Linked DNA regions of Homo sapiens: region 1 is linked to region 2. Evidence: read pairs that join two places in POLR2A ChIA-PET (ENCODE). Cell type or tissue: Caco-2. All regions are shown on one strand. Links, peaks and the distances in the headings refer to the core of each region. The heading gives the core; the rest is flanking DNA.

What was found. ChIA-PET counts read pairs that join two places held together with the same protein. Peaks named below come from ENCODE experiments on the same cell type or tissue, not always from the same donor. Only the 100,000 strongest peaks of a DNase experiment are listed, where the experiment ranks them.
Region 1: POLR2A ChIA-PET joins it to region 2 with 8 read pairs; 3 of 35 experiments call an interaction of 5 or more read pairs at or near these places.

Annotation. Positions count from the first base shown.
Region 1 is chr12:11,665,807-11,671,184 of GRCh38, reverse strand. All of the region lies in intron 1 of ETV6 (ETS variant transcription factor 6), which reads right to left. Among named protein-coding and RNA genes, the nearest start is that of ETV6, 19 kb to the right of the region's middle. RefSeq lists enhancers at 3,590-4,224, 4,225-4,858. In Caco-2, for the core only: no CTCF peak of the experiment used is centred there; a DNase peak (open chromatin) is centred at 2,404.
Region 2 is chr12:11,853,684-11,859,061 of GRCh38, reverse strand. The region is part of intron 4 of ETV6 (ETS variant transcription factor 6); the gene reads right to left. Among named protein-coding and RNA genes, the nearest start is that of ETV6, 210 kb to the right of the region's middle. RefSeq lists an enhancer at 3,325-3,901. In Caco-2, for the core only: no CTCF peak of the experiment used is centred there; no DNase peak of the experiment used is centred there.

The DNA of each region.
Region 1 (5,378 bases), core at 112-5,111, 190 kb after region 2:
CACTCTAGCAGCAGTTTTAAGCTAGAACCCTAATTTCCTTCTCTCTTCCCCGCCCTGCCAACCTTACCCTTTTTCAGGAACAAGTGGGATGAGAGCAGGGGAGAGGAGGAGGTCCCTGTCTAGGGAAAAAGAAAGCCCCAGGAACCTTTAAGGTTTGGGTTATTCCCATCACTTTTTTGGGGCAGGACAGTTAAGGAAAAGCAAGAACAACCCACAATCCCTGCTCACTTAATATCCCTCTCCAAAAAATATGGGTTTTAATAAAATGCTAGTGACTCTTCGTTATAAATGATTAGAACCCAGAAAAGAATATTTTTAAAACCCTGCAAGGCAAGTTTCAAAGTGTAGTACTTACTGAAATGTCATGCTTTAGGTAGAATAATATTTCATCTACCCATCTATCCATATGAAAGCTATTAAAGGCCACTTCTCATTTACAAAGAAAGAATTTGTACGTATGTCTGACCTGGTCTTAAAACTGATCCTACAAGCCACCTCCCTAAATCTTCTCCCCAGTTATACTCAGAAGAGTGTGAGCTTCTCTGCTTTTGTTCCTAAAATGCTGCTGCCCTATGGTGGGGTTAGACTCCAGCAGAATTTCCTCAATCCCTTCCATTTAGTCCCAGGACAGGGTGTGTTACAAACAGGATGTCACTACCCTTACAGTGAAAAATGTTACAAATGAGTAACTATAGTTAAAGAATATAACTACTTGAGTAAAGGTTTGAATAGGAATGCCTATTTAGTTATTGAAATTACAGCAATAATTAGTTTCTAAGACCACTATTTGAAAAATTGGTAGCCTCAAACTGAGTTTCTTACCCAAACGAAGTAAGACTCATATCACTTACAAAGAAAAGGGTAATTTTTAAGCTTTTACTCTACAAGAATCACATGAAGTACTTCTTAGTTATTAGAAATTTGAAATTATTGTAATCAAAAGCTGCCCAAAATCTACTGTTTTTCCCTTCTTCCTGAAAGGCGTGCTTGATACCAAATACTATTATGTCCACGTGGCAAATTTTGGCCATGAAAACTGATATAATCTCTAATTACAAGAATACAGTGTATCCCCGAAGAACAAGAAAATTTTAAAGATAAAAAGGAAACGATGAACTACAACATGAACAAGCCCAGGTGAACAATTAAGTACTAACACAGTCATTTTGGGAAGGAATGTGATTGGGGTAGAATCATCGAAAAGCAGAGAGAAGGGCAAGAAGATGGTGTGAAGATGAGTGAATGGCCGCCGGGGAAGAAGGGCCTGCAGGTCAGGGGATGAGGCACACCTGCTTGTGAAGATCTCATTTCGGCACATCCTACTTTAAAGGTTTACAGGCCAGACATTACGTGCTGGTGGCGACGGTTTCTATTTTGGGAATACGAATGAATATATGATAAAATGAGGCAGGACCAAGATTATTTTATATTAATAAAGAAAAAGAGGGTTCCTGTATGAACAGAACATGAATGGTAGCTCCCCAAAATACCTTTACAGAGGTGAAGGGAAAGAAAGGCTGGAAGAAGATGGGGAGGGACCCGGGGAGGAGGTGGAGAACTGAATGGTAAAGCTAAGTAAGCTAATAATAGAGGCAGAAGGAAGTACTGCGCCACAGGAGATAGAGATGTAAAGGCAGAAAAGCAGGCGAGCCTGGGAATCGCTGGTAATTATCCTATTGCACAAGAGGCAGCACAGCCGAGGCCTCAAAAAGAAGAAAGGAAAGAAAGAAAAGAGAGAAAAGAAAGGGAAGAAAGGAAGAAAGGAAGGAGGAAGGGAGGAAAGGAGGAAAGGAGGGAGGGAGGGAGGGAGGAAGGGAGGAAGGGAGGACAGGAGGACGGGAGGAAAGGAGGGAGGGAGGGAGGAAGGAAAGAAGTCCATCCATGTTCCTTCCCCCTCCTCCCACAGTCTTTTGGATCAGACTTCGAAGTCGCTTACAATCCAAGCTTGAGATTGGCAACTGCGCACCTTATGGTTAAAGAGTTCTACTATGATTTGTGAACAGTCATTTTGATGTTTTGGGAATGCATATAGGTTTGATGTGGTGTAAAGCCCGGGAAGGGGGAAGCAAAGCCCAGGAAAGGGGAAGCAAGTTTAAGGAAAACTTTTAAAAAGATATGTGTGCATGTGCATGCGGGTGTGTACAGAATTAGACCTAATTTTAATTGTCCCACAAAGTAAGAGTTGCAAAGAGTTGTAGGGATCTGAAGACGTGGCCCTGAGCTCAGTACAGCACACCCAGAGGACAGCCAAGTACAGGAGCAGACGGGCAGCTGCCTCCCATCTTTGAGCACAGGGATGTGCCAAAGGAACCAGTCTGCTGGCCCACAACGTCCAACATCCTGCTCTGAAGATAGCCAGTAAGGAGGTGTGCACTTGTGTGTGTCTTTGTTTAACAGAGGTAGCACACCTGGCCGGGCAATTGTGCAATAGGAAGCCACAGGGGGAAAATTTCTTCCTGATCTCAACTTGTGATCAGATTCCGCCCTGAAGCATAAGGCTTAAGTGTCCTTGCAACTTTCATCCAGAAGAAAGAAAAACATACTAACTAGCCCTTCTCCGACCCAGCCAGGGATCATAAAAATCGAAGAAGTTCAGAAAAGACCCTTGGCGTCTGTGCTGTCTTTGGAAACTGGGTGCCACCTTTACCACATAGAAGACTAGTTGAAAGGCTGTTCCTCTACAGCCCTAATCTCACATGATACTCTTTTCGATAGAAATAATTTGTTAGAATATAACGGCATATCCTTTTGTAAGGCTTGCCACATCAATTTAAAAAAAAAAAACAAAACAGTGCGAAGTCCTTTACCAAGTCACACATCACAATTTAGAATTTGGAAAGTACGTTAGCTTTTGCTGGGTGGAGGAAGGGGAGGGTGTCCCTCCCACACATCTACACAGGGCACTTGTTATTGCATTCTTATTGGCATTTCAATCACTCTTTAAGAAAAGGCTCATGAAATTTTCTCCAAGGCAGGTCAATTTTTAAGCAATTTCAACTGAAAACAATGTCCAACAGACCTATAGTTGTGGTAGTTCAAAAGTCTGTTCTCAGCTGGGTGTGGCGGTTCACACCTGTGATCCCAGCAATTTGGGAGGCTGAGGCTGGAGGATCACTTGAGTCCAGGAGTTCAAGACCAGCCAGGCAACATAGTGAGACCTTGTCTCCACAAAAAATTTAAAAATTGGCTGGGCGTGGTGGCTCACGGCTGTAATCCCAGCACTTTGGGAGGCCGAAGCGGGTGGATCGCGAGGTCAGGAGTTCAAGACCAGCCTGGCCAAGATGGTGAAACTCTGTCTCTGCTAAAAATACAAAATTTAGCTGGGCGTGGCAGCGTGCACCTGTAATCCCAGCTACACGGGAGGCCGAGGCAAGGAACTGCTTGAGCCTGGGAGGCGGAGGCTGCAGTAAGCCGAGACCATGCCACTACACTCCAGCCTGGGCGGCCGAGTGAGACTCCATCTCAAAAAAAAAAAAAAAAAAAAAAAATTAGCCAGGTATCGTGGCACACACCTGTAGCCTCAGCTACTTGGGAAGCTGAGGTGGGAGGATCGCTGGAGCCCAGGAGGTCGAGGCAGTGAGCTATGATCATGCCACCGTACTCAAGCCTGGGAGACAAGGCAAGTCCCCATTTAAAAAAAAAAAAAAGAAAATAAACCACCAGGTTTGTTCTTCAGCAGGTTGCTAGAACCAAGACCATAATCCGCCATGGAACTAAATGGCGGATAGTCTCCAGATTAGATTGTGACATGCTAATTCTTAGGAACCCTAGGTTCATGAGCATCGAGTCCTCTGAACACTGGGCCTGGTAAGGCTGTAAAGGGAGGGGAAGTAGAAGGGGAAGGAAATGGCTTCTCACTCAACAGCCTCAACAGTGAAGACATTGAGCAAGGGTTCTGGTAGCATTCATGGAGGAAACTTGAAGTCCATAATAGAAGCTTAATAAAGACCTGATGATTAAAAAAATTCTGTTCAACTACTATCCATCGGCCTTCCTCTGTGCCAGGCACCGTGCTGGACACTGGAAATGTAAGCAGCACATTGTCTGAGGATGAGGTGTGTACGCTGAGTGTTTAAGAGGGAGCACAACTTCCGTGGCTGCCCCTACCTGAGCAGCTTCTTAAATGTGTATTTTCACATTCATATACAGACCTATGCTTTCTGCTCCCTAAGTGGTCCAGATCAGCACCCGTAACAACTCTCAACCTACTGCACAAGCCCTCGAGGAGCCCATGTGAGCAAAGCAAGAGGACCCTTAAATGCCCTGAGTGGACAGACAGGCCAAGAGAAGCCTCGTGGAGACTGACCCACCGGCAGCCAAGATGAAGTCAAATCTGGCAGGGCTGGCAGGCAGCTGCCGCGTAGGTCTGCAACAGAAAGCCCCCAGCAGGCGGTCAGGAAAACTTGTGACGGTTTCGGGGAAACTGTAAAAGGACTCTTGCTGGGGTCTGGTTGGGTTCAGGAAGCTAAAAGTTTTCACATATCCTAATGCCCTGAATCCCAGCTGTACCTCAATGGCAACAGAAATAGGGAGAAAACGAGCTATTCAGGCTTGTGTGGAAGGCCCAGTTTGGTCTGCTTATATCTGAAAGTAACCTGATTTCTCCCAAGTGGTCCATTTCCCACTTATCAGATCACACTTAATCAGATTCATAACCCTAACACACTCTCTTAAGACTGCCCTCTTTAAATAAATGTCACTGGGCTATCCACTGTAAACAGCAATATTGAGGCTGTCCTACCATCCGTAAGACATAACTTTGAGTTGTTTTTCTAGTCCCATAGTATGCCCAGTCATTCTCACTGGTTTAGTCCCTCCAGGCAACCCATTAGGAGTAAAATGAGAGCTCCAGAGAGATCTTCATCTCAGATAGGGTAGGAGAGAACATGGGCTGTACAAGAGAAGACTGGAAAGAGCTGACTCAAGTAAGAGAGGGATTCTTCCCTTGACATGGAAAGGCCAATCACAGACCTCAGAGAAGTTTCAGCAAGCCGTGCTGCTCTTCCGGGTTCTCTCTCCCTACTAGCTCTTAGAGGAATGGGGTGGGGGAGCAACTGGCAGCCCCATACGGTGGTGACCTGCCACTGGGTCCCAGATACCACAGCCAGCTATGGCCAAGACCGCACACAGCTACAACAAACAGCCACTGGTTCTCTCTCCCTGACCCAAGAGGCATCCTGAGCCACATCAAAAAAAAGGATGATCAGTTAATACATTCATTTATCTTGGGCTGTCTCTGCTGTTTCTGGCACATCCAGCCTGAAGGTTCTCAAGCTTCTTCTCCAGCTATCTATATTCCCCTCTAGAAAGTAGGCAACTGAGAAGGAGAGCATTTGTGAGTGCCCTGTGTGTACATGTCAGTACTTATGCCTCACAGG
Region 2 (5,378 bases), core at 63-5,062:
TCTGCCAAAGCAGTCTTTGGGCACTTGGGTTTGGTGGTGGGGCAGGAGGGGTACGATTCCCCTCAATAAAGCAATCATATAAATAAAACTTCTGTGGGCCATCGCAGAACACATGCCACCCTCTCCATCTTTCACAAAGAAATGACTTCTCTCAATTATTGAGCCATTCCCATGTGCTAGTTGTAAGAAAAATTGAGATCAATTGCACTTCGATGCTTGAAAGTTCTCCTCATCACTTGCGATTTCCATGTTTACCTTGTGATAAAGAGCTGTCCCAGAGCAGAACTGCCACCTTAAAACTGCATCCAGTGCTACAGAAACAATCTCAGCCCTGCATGTGTGAATATCTGCAAATTAAAGTGATTAAGAATCACTGCCCCATAATCTCTTTGATGGGGCAGAGGACAGGATGCAACTAAAGAGCTGAAATTATCAAGCTCCAAGGGGGTGATGGGATGAGAACGTTTGAGAAATCCGGATCTTGCTCCTTCTCCCTACAGACTGCATATCCAGTCCCATGGGGTGATTCTGTGGAGCTGGTCTCATTCAGAGACTTTAGCCCAGAAGGGAGGCTTATTTTATGTTTCCGTTGAGTTTTTGGGGGGCCAATATTCCAGTAGTTCTAACACTAGAGGACAAATGACAATTAAAAAAAAATATATATATATATTTAAGGGGATAAAACCCAAAATAAAAGAACCTAAGGTGTGAAAAGAAGTTATCATCACAACTGCACGTGACAAAATAAATTTATTTTATAGTCATTTACTGCTTTGATATTTCTAAAGATGCTTTGCCTCCTGGTTTTTGTGAAGGAAGTAATATCATTGTTTATTTTACCTCCTTTCTACATAACTACCTACCTGCATTCTAATTCATATTACAAAGATAAAATGAGTCACAACAGTCAAGGAAAAAGAATGTCCTTAAACTGAGCTTTTTATGATGAAATAAGTGAATGACGCTACTCTTGCTGCCACTCTCAGAGGGGCAACATTATCTGAAGTTCTGAATAAGGTGAGACAAATGAGGAAAGAAGAGATTTTCTCCCGCTTCTGAGCAACACCAGGCAGGACACTGCTATGATTTTCTAGATTTTAGATGCTCAAGACCCTGAGGGAAGGGAATATGTCTTATCTTCATATCACCCAGGAAGACTCAGGTTCCTTGGACGTAATGTGGGGATTTGAGAGCTGTAAGAGACTGCAGAAACCATTTAGCCTAACCCCCTTCTTATAACTGGGGAGACAGAGCCAGAGGAATGAGAAACTTAGCCCTTATGATCTGTTCTGGCAGAATGAAGGGTTAGGACCTGGTTTCCCGGTTTCCAGATCTCATCCTTTAAAATATACATACATACTCACACACACTCACCCCAGTTTGTTTGTCGAGGATGGTTCTGGTTCTGGTTTTGCCTGAATATTTGATATGTAGTCCTGGCTTACTTATTGCTGGAGCCCTGTGTCACTGTCATAAGTGTGTTGGTATGGGTGAAAAATTATAAGGTTAACCTAATTATATAAAATCACCCTCCCTTCCCATAACTAATAAGTAAGGAAAAAGAGTGAAAATGCTGGTTTTTCTAGAGGTAAGTGTAATCTGAGGACTGCTTTGCTCAAGCCATGATGTGATTTCAGAATGGAGTACATTATAGAGGTAACAAATGTTCACATATAGAGAGTTTGAATTAGCATGATGATCATCCTCGTCTACTGTCAGGGCATGGAGGTGAACCTCTGAGCTAACACCAACTTCCTAGCTTCTAGCACTGCCACGTGGCTACTAACGAAGGCATGATTTCAATGTAAGTTTCAATGTAAGAAAGTCATAGAGGATACATGTGGGGAACTGGTGCTAGATTGAGCAAGACACATTTGTACTGTGATATAAATGCCCATTGTGAAATTATGAATGTCTGAACTGGTTAAGTTTGTGGCCACGACGAGGTGAAATCACAAGGCGGTTGAATGATGCCTTCTGTTTGCACTTGACCGTGCATGCTTCATTGTGCCAGGCTGCTTAACAGCTGAGTTGGGCCTTGTTCTCTTTCCATTCTGTCATTCCTATCCACCTATCCACCTACTTACCTACCCACCTACCTACTTACCTATGCCAAGTTGGCAGCAACATGTGTCATCTTGGGTTAACATACTTTTATATGGAACTGTATTCCCAGTTATGTAAAATAAATCACTGGGGAAGTAATATTTGATATGTATAATTTCACTTGACAGATTTTTTTTTCAGAACCAGATCTTTCTGTATGTTAACATATGCCCACATCAATCATCTGTTATCCTTCATAATTAAATGGAACAGTATTGATTCTGGAAACAATTTATGTTGAGCTGGATTTTTTTCTTTTCAGTGGAGAAGAAGGGAGAGAGAGAGGAAGTAGCTGGAGGCAGGAAACTTGTACTGATCCATGCACCTCTCTACTTGTTCTCTTTGTCATCAAGGGCACCATATAGCTGAAAGGCAGGAGGATAGGGAGAGGGCCACCTCTTCATATCACTTCTGTGCCTTGGAAAGCTCTTCTCCCTGGATACCACCGGATAAAGACCTACACTTCTCTCCTTGTTGTGTGCACCTGTTCACTGGAGCACATGCGCCCGGACATGCTCTCAGACCTTGCTTCCTGGCCATGAGCTTTAAGGAATGGTCTCTGAAAATGCACTACTTTTAAGAGCTGGGTCTGAAGCAGAGCTAACTGGTCTGCAGGGCAATGACACCCTTGACCTCGGCCTCATTAGCTCCATCCTCTTACCTACTGAGCTCACAACCACCAACATCATAATACTTGAGAGAAAGCTCATTACAGCGTATGCGGTGGCACATCTGTATTTACTTGGTTTGCGAGCAGCTCTCAGAGTAAGCCAGCTTTCTCTATTGCTGAGCTCCTGCAAATGAGAACAACAAACACACCTACTGCTGAGTCAAATCAGGCCAAAGGGAAAAGAGGAAGGATCTGTGAGGAGGAGAGACCATAAGCCTCCAATCACACTCAGGAATAAAATGGGGCTAAATTCCAAATGAGATTAACAAAAAAAATAATGAGAGAAAGACTAAGAGACAGAAAGAAAACCCATCACATACCCTTTGTATCTGAAAGGCAGGCTAGGTAATATATTCCTTGCCTTAATGTCAAGCTTCAGTAAACCCACCTCCTCTTCTCTGGAGTGGCTGGTGGCTATTATGCAAGCCGGAAATGCACATGGCAGGAAGAGCAAAAGAATGAATAACTGAATTGGGGGAGGAGGGCAGCTGCTAAATTTAGCAAGGGTAGAGTGAGGGGAGGAAAGGATGAGAGGAAGGCAGGGAGCGTGCACGAAATGCTGTTCGTTCTCCATCACGGAAGCGAGGGGCCCTGCTGTGAAATGCTTGGCACAAGGAGGTGGTGTCATCGCCTGGAGTCAGGCTCTCTTTTGTGAAGTGTTAATTAGGAAAAACAAGAAACTTCTCATTTTTTGGTTTGCCAACAACAAAACAAAATTGTTAGCCCTGCTCTTGGGGATGAGCAATCATTTTAAGGAAATGCCCCAAGGGACCAGGGTTTGAGGTCCCTAGTAATCTGCACCTAAGGAAAAGTACACATGAAGAAACTGATGCACGTTTGGACGTCTGTGGTCTGACCAATCCGAGCAGGAGGATCATGACCCTCAGAGGCACGATCCATCACTGAGTGCTCAAGCTGTTCAACTGTTTAATGCAATGGTGCTCAAGTAAGGTTTCCTTTCGCTTTGGTTTGGTGTTTTTGAGACAGAGTCTCGCTCTGTCGCCCAGGCTGGAGTGCAGTGGCGCAATCTCAGCTCACTGCAATCTCCACCTCCCGGGTTCACTCCATTATCTTGCCTCAGCCTCCCAAGTAGCTGGGACTACAGGCGCCTGCCACCATGCCCGGCTAATTTTTTTTTTTTTTTTTGTATTTTTAGTAGAGACGGGGTTTCACCATGTTAGCCAGGACGGTCTTGATCTCCTGACCTCGTGATCCGCCCGCCTCGGCCTCTCAAAGTGCTGGGATTACAGGCGTGAGCCACCGCGCCTGGCCTCAAGTAAGGTTTTTATACTCTATTTCTGTGCCCCAACACCTATTCTGGAACTAGGTCCAGGGCCTAAATTAAATTCTGGTCTTTTGCTTTCTACCAATGATTAAGAGGAACAACTGGGACACTTGAAATAAACACCGCCACTGAGTGAACTCTAACCAGCCTCCTTTGGTGCCCTATGCAGAAAGCCCTGGCCCAACACTGAGTTCATAGATTTGGGTTTTTTTTTCTTTCCTTCTTCCAACTTTTATTACCCCTTGCTAAAAAACTCTCCAATGACTTCCCATTTCTTTCCTCCATATTCCAGAAATCAAAGTTCTCCACACTCTGGTTCCAAGCTAAGCTCCTTGGACTAGCTCTGCAATGACAAAATGCTGATCATTGTGAAGGCAAGGGTGATGGCTCAGAAGGGTTTATTTATTTTATTCTATTTGGAGTATGTTTGAAATTTTCTGTAATAAAAGAGTGGGAGAAGATAAGCTTTATAATCCAAGTCATCTAATTGCTCTCTATTTCAAAGCCTTACCCCACCCTTACGTCATTTTCTTTGCCTGGAATGTTCTTCACTTCATCCTTGCTTATCAGAATCCTGCTGGATTTCTAAGGCGGGGTCCCCAACCTCCAGGTCACTGACTGGTACCAGTCCATGGCCTGTTAGGAACTGGGCTGCACAGCAGGAGGTGAGCGGTGGGGGCAAGTGAGTGAAGCTTCATCTGTATCTAGAGCTGCTCCCCACTGCTCGTATTACCGCCTGAGTCCCACGTCCTGTCAGATCAGCAGCGGCATTAGATTCTCATAGAAGCACAAACGCTATCATGAACTGTGCATGCGCGGGATCTAGTTGCACACTCCTTACGGGAATCTAATGGCTGATGATCTGTCACTGTCTCCCATCACCCCCAGATGGGAACGTCTAGTTGCAGGAAAACAAGCTCAGGGCTCCCACTGATTCGACATTATGGTGGATTGTATAATTATTTCATTATGTATGATAATGTAATAATAGAAATGAAGTGCAGAATAAATGTAATGCACTTGAATCATCCCAAACCATCCCTCACCTCCACTGTTGGTGGAAAAACTGTCTTCCACAAAACTGGTCCCTGGTGCCAAAAAGGGTGGGGAGCACTGCTCTAAGGCATACTCCAGAGTTGCTTCCTTTATGAGAAGACCCTGCTTCCTGCACCTGGCTGTCATGGACCCTTCCACCACACCTTTACGGTGCCTACTATATGGTTACGCTTCTGTGCTTCTGTGTACATCCATCTCACTGCTTCGCTTTGATCGTGAGCTTCAGGGAACCAAGAGTGTATTTTGTACATAGTAAGCACT